Linked DNA regions of Homo sapiens: region 2 is linked to region 1. Evidence: chromatin contacts called from ENCODE Hi-C or POLR2A ChIA-PET data. All regions are on one chromosome and are shown on one strand. Each heading gives the region's core, a stretch centred on a gene start or an enhancer-like site at or near the end of the contact. The rest is flanking DNA. Distances are from core to core; before and after follow the strand shown.

Region 1 (3,217 bases), core at 605-3,104:
TCCCAGCACGCTGTGGCAAACACAAAGGCAGTCAGCTTCTAGAGCCCCTTCCCACTCACACTGCTCCTGGGCCGTGGGTCACACTGCTCTAGTGCCCTTCCCTCAACTCCAGCCCTCTCCCTTTCCAAAAACCCATCTGAATTTACTACCCTGATAAAGACTGCAAGTGTATGGTTCTGTAGCCAAGAACTCCTAGTCAAACTGGCTACAGTCAAGCCCACTGCTGAACGAGTATGACTTTTAAAAATTGCTTCCTTGTGTTTCAAGTGAAAAAAATAACATCCCACCTCCAAATTGAAATCATATATGTATATTTGTAGAGGAAAAACAAAGATTTTTTGTAAAGGGGGGCAGAGATTGGGAGGCACAAAGGGCTGGGAAAGTAGTTCATGGGCCAAAAGCAGTTTTCTTTCAGATATGTCTTCAGTTTAAAAGACCAAGTTTGCACATTCGTGTGCTATCTAAGTTTCTGAAGCCCAGCCTCTATTTGCTCAGAGTGTGATTTAACTGCCTGGCTTCTAGCAAAGCATTACTCACACTGTTATCTCTGTAAACAAAGACACTCGCGGTTAGAAAAGCTGTGTTCGTTTTATGGTCACACAACATAAAAATCTGAATAAGCTGCCACACCTAGAAGAATGGATAGATTTCAATTTCCCAGGGTACATTTTTAACATTTTTTTGCTATGTAACCTGATTACATTAGTGTAAATGCATCTTAAAACTTTATCCTGGTCCAAATATTCTTGCCCCATCTCATTCAAAAGAAAGGGGGGAAAAAGACAATGTGATGTCTAATTTCTAGGGGAACTGTTTCTGTCTCCCTAAGTACCTTAGTACCGTGGCTTCCCTCTCCTCTCCTCTTCTCCTCACCAAAGTTTAGTAAATTCCCCAGCACCCAGCAGAGTCCTAGGGAGTATGTGAGAGTCCAACCACAAGAGTTCCCTAAATTTGAGCTTTAAGGGGATGAGGGGAGGTTGTCACTAGGGTCATATTAAACTTCATTTTATCAAAAAAAGTAGATAGGCCCAGCCTAAGCCCTTCCTGGAGTTTTAGTTTAGCCACATCATGGACAAAATTATTTTCATGATGTATTCTTTCATTCAAGACATCATTTATTAAGTGGCTCTTTTCTCAGGGAAGAGGCCCCTGGAAGGAAAACCAGCTAAATCACTTTAAAACATATGCATTACTGCTTATATTACTTTACCTACTCATTCATCCCTTTATTCATGAAACATTTATTTGTATGCCATCCCTAAGAAGGAATACAGAGATACACGCAAACACACTAACACACTATCCTCCTGGGAGTTCACAAATACCCACTGAGTATCAGGTACACAGTAATAGGCAGCCAGCTTCCAGAAGCCCTTTATTTATAGATATGTGTGTGTGTGTGTGTGTGTGTGTATGTGTGTGTGTGTGTGTGTGTGTGTGTGTACATACAATTAGGGAACAGTAATAGGTATCTTCATATATAACTGGGGGACTCACCACCCAGTGTGCCTGGGACTGAGGAAGATTCCCCGGATGTGGAATGTTTGGCACTAAAACCGGAAAACTCCCTGGCAAACGGTGAACTCGTCATCCTCTTAATACAATTATAACATACCTAATTAGGCTTTACAATCACCCCAAGGGCTATTTATTCTTTCCCCCTGAAGAAAATGAGGCTCAGTGAAGTCACTGGTAGAGCTAGGATTTGACTGTTGGTTTATGCAAATCCACGGCCCATGTGTTTCCCACCACCCTTGTTTCTGAAATGAGAGAGAAAACGTCCCACAGCCCTTGACAGGCACGCCAAACCACCACTACAATGTTCTGAGCCACTTCCCTTCCACTGCTCTCCTGACCACCCCCACCACTCTTCACCGCAGACTTCCCACAGCCAGGATTTCATCTGCTTGGCAGTTGTTTGCAGATAGTGTGTAATCTCTCTGTCATTGCAAGACTGAATTGTACAGCAAGTCGTTTAAACCTTTATAGGAATAAACGTCTCCCTCAACAGAAATCAGGGCACCATTTTCAAGCACAAGAAACACACTTTGCACTAGACTTTATTCACATCTCAAATACTATACACTCAAGCTAGCAATCTATAGGAACTCACTGGGATTTAAGAGTTCAACAGACTAGACTTTCAAAGACACGGTAAACTTTAAAGCAGGCCTTCAAAGAATAAAGATAAAAATAAAATAGACCTTCGAAATTTATCTTACTTAAGAAACATAATTCAAAATGTTAAGGTCACATTCCAACAGAATGTTTGGTCTTCTACAATCTTAGCTGTAACCACTGTTGGCACGCCAATTCCACCAAAATCATGTCTATGGTTTGTAGAGAGTTTCAGGCAACATGCACACACACACCTGCAACCAGTCAGTGCTTAAAACAATAGCTCTCACTCCAAAATTCTATCACAGTTGCACTCTTGGTGGAGGGAGGGGGATTCAGCCAAATAAAGATACCACCTATGTAATTTCCTTGCCACCAGCGTAGAACAGAGCCTCCAGACTTTGTATTTATGTTTTGCTCACATTCTTCATGAATAAAGCGTGCCTCAGTGATCCTCAAATTAACTTTCCACTTGCATAATTTCAGCATTAAAAAGGGACTTTAAGGCCAGATCTTTCACAAGGCCTTTGTGAAACCAAATATAGGCCAGCCTGTGTCTCCATGCTACTGTGATTACTGTATTTGCTACTTAAAGGTCTTGTGCCTCTTGAAAATGGGGTTGGGGGAGAGAGAAAGGCTAAGAAGGGCCTTTCAAAGGCAAACACAGTAGAGGCATTCAACACACCCATGGGGGGCAGTTAATATGAGTCTGGCTACAGGAGCGCTCTCTGACAAAGGCGGCTCTCTGACCAAGTGCTGGATGCTCGCTGGCTGCAGCAATAGCTGCTCCAGAGGCTTTTATGAACTTGAGAGAGGAACCAGCATTGTGACCTTCAAACTACATCAAAAGTCACCAGGCCCAAGTGACTGAACCTTCTAATCTTTCTAAAGGGGGGGGGGAATGGTTTCAGTTGGGTGCATTTTCAGGCAAACTAAACACTCTCCCAACATGCTAAAGGAAACCACACCCAGAACAGGTTTGGGGGTGGGGGTGGGAGTTGAGGCACTCAAGTTTACAAGGCTCACCCTGCTGGGCCCTGCCTTGCCATTTAACTAGGATCTGTAATAATCCTATGAGCCCTTATTATGTACCAGGGAC
Region 2 (3,518 bases), core at 629-3,128, 560 kb before region 1:
TTCTAGCAAATGCAAACTCCATATGCAGATCAGTAATTAGGGATGGGGGATTGGCAGGAAGGACTACAGCAGGGCATGAGAAAACTTTTTGGGGTTGACGGAGATGTTCATTATCTTAATTGTGATGATGGCTTCATGGTATTGTATATACACATGTCAAAACTTACCAAGTTGTGCAGTTTATTGTGTGCCAATTATACTTCAGTAAAGTGTAAAAAAAGAAGCAGAATGATTTAAATGTTTTAACACCATATATTGAAAATGTTATCTTTTAAACGTATAATTGAGGCTGGGCATGGTGGCTCACGCCTGTAATCCCAGCACTTTGGGAGGCTGAGGTGGGCAGATCACTTGAGACCAGGAGTTTGAGACCAGCCTGGCCAACATGGTGAAATCCCATCTCTACTAAAAATACAGAAATTGGCCAGGAATGGTGGTGTGCACGTGTAATCGAGCTACTCAGGAGGCTGAGGCCTGAGAATTGCTTGAGCCTGGGAGGCGGAGGTTGCCGTGAGTCAAGATTGAGCCACTGCACTCCAGCCTGGGTGACAGAGCAAGACTCCATCTCAAAAAAAAAAAAAAAAACCAAAAAAACAAACATATAATCAATATAAAAATTACTAGTGAGATTTTAAAACTATTATTTTTGTGCCATCTTTGAAATCTTATGTGCATTAAAAACATTTTTTTAATAGAAATGGAGTCTCACTATGTTGCCCAGGTTGATCTTGAACTCTAGGCCTCAAGTGATCCTTCCCCCTTGGCCTCCCCAAATGGAATTGTAGGTGTGAGCCACCATGCCTGGTGCTATGTGCATTTTACACTTACAGCCCAGCTCACTTCCGACTCACATTTCAAGTGCTCAACAGACACATGTGACAAGTGGCTACTATGTTGGACAGCAGAGATCTAGACCCTCTAGTGAAGCCCCGATCAGAATTGTTTCCTCCTCAGGACTGGGCAAACCCTGAGTAAGTAACTCCTCGCATTTACTTCTGAAGCGGTTTTGAGTTGCCTCAAGAGCCCTTTTCGGTGGGCCCAAAAAGCTTGGGCACTCAGGGGGCTGCAGGTCAGAGGCTGGCTCTGGAGAATTAGATTATAAACCTAGAACTCTGTGTAAGCTCCCACCTCCCGCTTCACCCACCCTTTCTTCTTCCTCATTTAAACTTGAAGAATAATATTCTCTTTGCATATTTGCTTTCTGAGAACAGCTGTTTATGTCAGGAAGCAAACTGCACTTTATTGACTGCATGCAGGAAATTGGTGCTGCTCTGAGCTAAGGTGAATGCCTGCTGGGTGGGCATCAGCCTCTGAGAGATGGAGTGAGTCTGGGGGCTGTCTCTGGACTTTGGACCTGGGGGAGTCTTATTACTGAGTGGCCTTGGACCCCACACAGACCTTCTCCAAGTCTAGGATCTGCTTTCCCATTTCCTCAGCTTCTGTCAAGAGGTCAGGAGGAGTGGGGGGAAGAGGGGAATGCTGATGGTAGTGAGATAGGAGTTCACAAGATACAAATCATAAAGACCCCACAGATAAAACAGGATGCGGTAAAGAGGCAAGTGAAAATCAATCAAAACCCACGTGACCACAAAAGCAATCTCTGGTTGTCCTCTCTGCTCGTTATACACTAATTATAATAAATTAGCATACTAAAGGAAATGCCCACTAGCGACATGACAGTTTACAAAAGCCATGGCAACCGTCTGGAAGTTACCATATATGGTCTGAAAGGGAGAGGAACCCTCAGTTGTGGAAATTCCCCACCCCTTTCCCAGAAAGCTCATGAAAATCCACTCTTTGTTTAGCATGTGATTAAGAAATCACCATCAAAATAGCCAACCAGCAGCCTTTGGGGTTGCTTTGCCTGTGGACTCTCCACCCTTTCATTCCTTTACTTAATAAACTTGCTTTCACTTTGCTCTCTTGGCTCGCTCTTCCTGTTTGGAGCCAAGAACCCACATGACTTCCTGGGCTGAACCCCAATTTTGGGGTTCACCCTGTGACATCTTGACAAGCAGTGGCTTTATCAGCCGTGTGGCTGCTGGGTCTCCTTAGGGGTTATCTGGCAGGGGCTATGTTAAGGACGGTGAGAGCTATTTATGGTTCTGTCACTTAACCAGCTCAGGGTCCCTAACTAAGTTTCCCTTCTTCTCAGGGCCTCAGTTTCTCCCTCCATAGAATGGAGGAATTGGACTAGACACCTCAAGGGTACCTTACAGCCTTGTGAGGAACAGTAGTTCTAACGGAATTGAACTGAACACATACCGGTGTGGGCAGTATCCTGCATAAGGAGGAGGTTACAAGAAATACACATGACACAGTCCTCCCGTATTATTGGGAAGTAGATTTATACCTTTCTGACAATTTTTACAAGTATTTATTGCTTTTGCAAGTAAAAAAAAGGCAGGGAGAGGGAACAAATAAACTGAAAAATAAAAAGTAAACAAGCAAAAGACAACACCGCATTCTCCATGATGTGCTTATTTCACATTGCATGCCTGTATCAACACATCTTATGAACCCCATATATAAATATACTTACTATGTACCCACAAATTTTTTTATTTTTAGTTTTAGTTTTTTGAGACAGAGTCTCAGTCTGCTGCCCAGGTTGTAGTGCTGTGGCGTGATCTCAGCTCACTGGAACCTCTGCTTCCTGGGTTCAAGTGATTCTCCTGCTTCAGCCTCCCAGGTAGCTGGGATTACAGGCACCCACCAGCACACCTGGCTAATTTTTGTATTTTAGTAGAGACACGGTTTCATCATGTTGGTCAGGATGATCTTGAACTCCTGGCTTCAAGTGATCCACCTGCCTCGGCCTCCCAAAGTACAGGATTTACAGGTGTGAGCCACCACACCCGGCCATGTTTTTTAAAAATAATAATAATTAAAAAAAACAACAACAAAACTGGAGAGTGAGAACTAATTCCTAAAATGATCGGTATATTTATTTTTAATTTTCAATTTTTTTTTTTTTTTTGAGAGACGGTCTCACTCTGTGGCCCAGGCTGGAGTGCAGTGGCAAGACCTCGGTTCACTGTAGCCTCCACCTCCCATGCTCAGGTGATTCTCCCTCGTCAGCCTCTCAAGTAGCTAGAATTGCAGGCACATGCACCATCATGCCCGGCTAATTTTTGTATTTTTTGTAGAGACAGGGGTATACCATGTTGCCCAGGCTGGTCTCAAACTCCTGGGCTCAAGCAGCCTGCCTCCCTTGGCCTCCCAAAGTGCTAGGATTATAGGCATGAACCATCACTCTTGCCTTTTAATTTAAAAGGTTTTTTTTTTTTTGAGACAGAGTCTCACTCTGTTGCCCAGGCTGGAGTGCAGTGGCACCATCTTGGCTCACTGCAACCTCTGCCTCTTAAGTTCAAGCAATTCTCCTGCCTCAGACTCCAGAGTACCTGGGATTACAGATGTGTGCCATCACACCCGGCTAATTTTTGTATTTTTAGTAGAGACGGGGTTTCGCCCTGTTGGCCAGGCTGGTCTCAAACTCCTGACCTCAGGTGATTCGC

Evidence for each region. A loop is a pair of places that touch in the nucleus more often than their neighbours do. ChIA-PET counts read pairs that join two places held with the same protein, here RNA polymerase II (POLR2A). Pooled maps may share reads with other maps.
Region 2: a loop to region 1 is called in a map of naive thymus-derived CD4-positive, alpha-beta T cell, with 2.6 times the contacts of the local background. The contact joins two enhancer-like sites. A Hi-C loop is called at or near these places in 1 of 168 maps with a recorded cell type or tissue (naive thymus-derived CD4-positive, alpha-beta T cell) and 6 of 50 pooled maps. POLR2A ChIA-PET finds 5 or more read pairs at or near these places in 1 of 52 experiments (activated naive CD4-positive, alpha-beta T cell).

The regions. Positions count from the first base shown.
Region 1 is chr2:54,569,773-54,572,989 of GRCh38, reverse strand. The region is part of intron 2 of SPTBN1 (spectrin beta, non-erythrocytic 1); the gene reads right to left. Among named protein-coding and RNA genes, the nearest start is that of SPTBN1-AS1, 13 kb to the right of the region's middle. Within about 2 kb of position 1,854, at least 31 of the 41 ENCODE cell types and tissues checked have a DNase peak (open chromatin) inside an H3K27ac peak, as active enhancers do.
Region 2 is chr2:55,132,276-55,135,793 of GRCh38, reverse strand. It overlaps a transcript of RTN4 not described here. Among named protein-coding and RNA genes, the nearest start is that of RTN4, 84 kb to the right of the region's middle. RefSeq lists enhancers at 1,607-1,901, 1,731-1,920, 1,222-2,134. Within about 2 kb of position 1,878, at least 23 of the 41 ENCODE cell types and tissues checked have a DNase peak (open chromatin) inside an H3K27ac peak, as active enhancers do.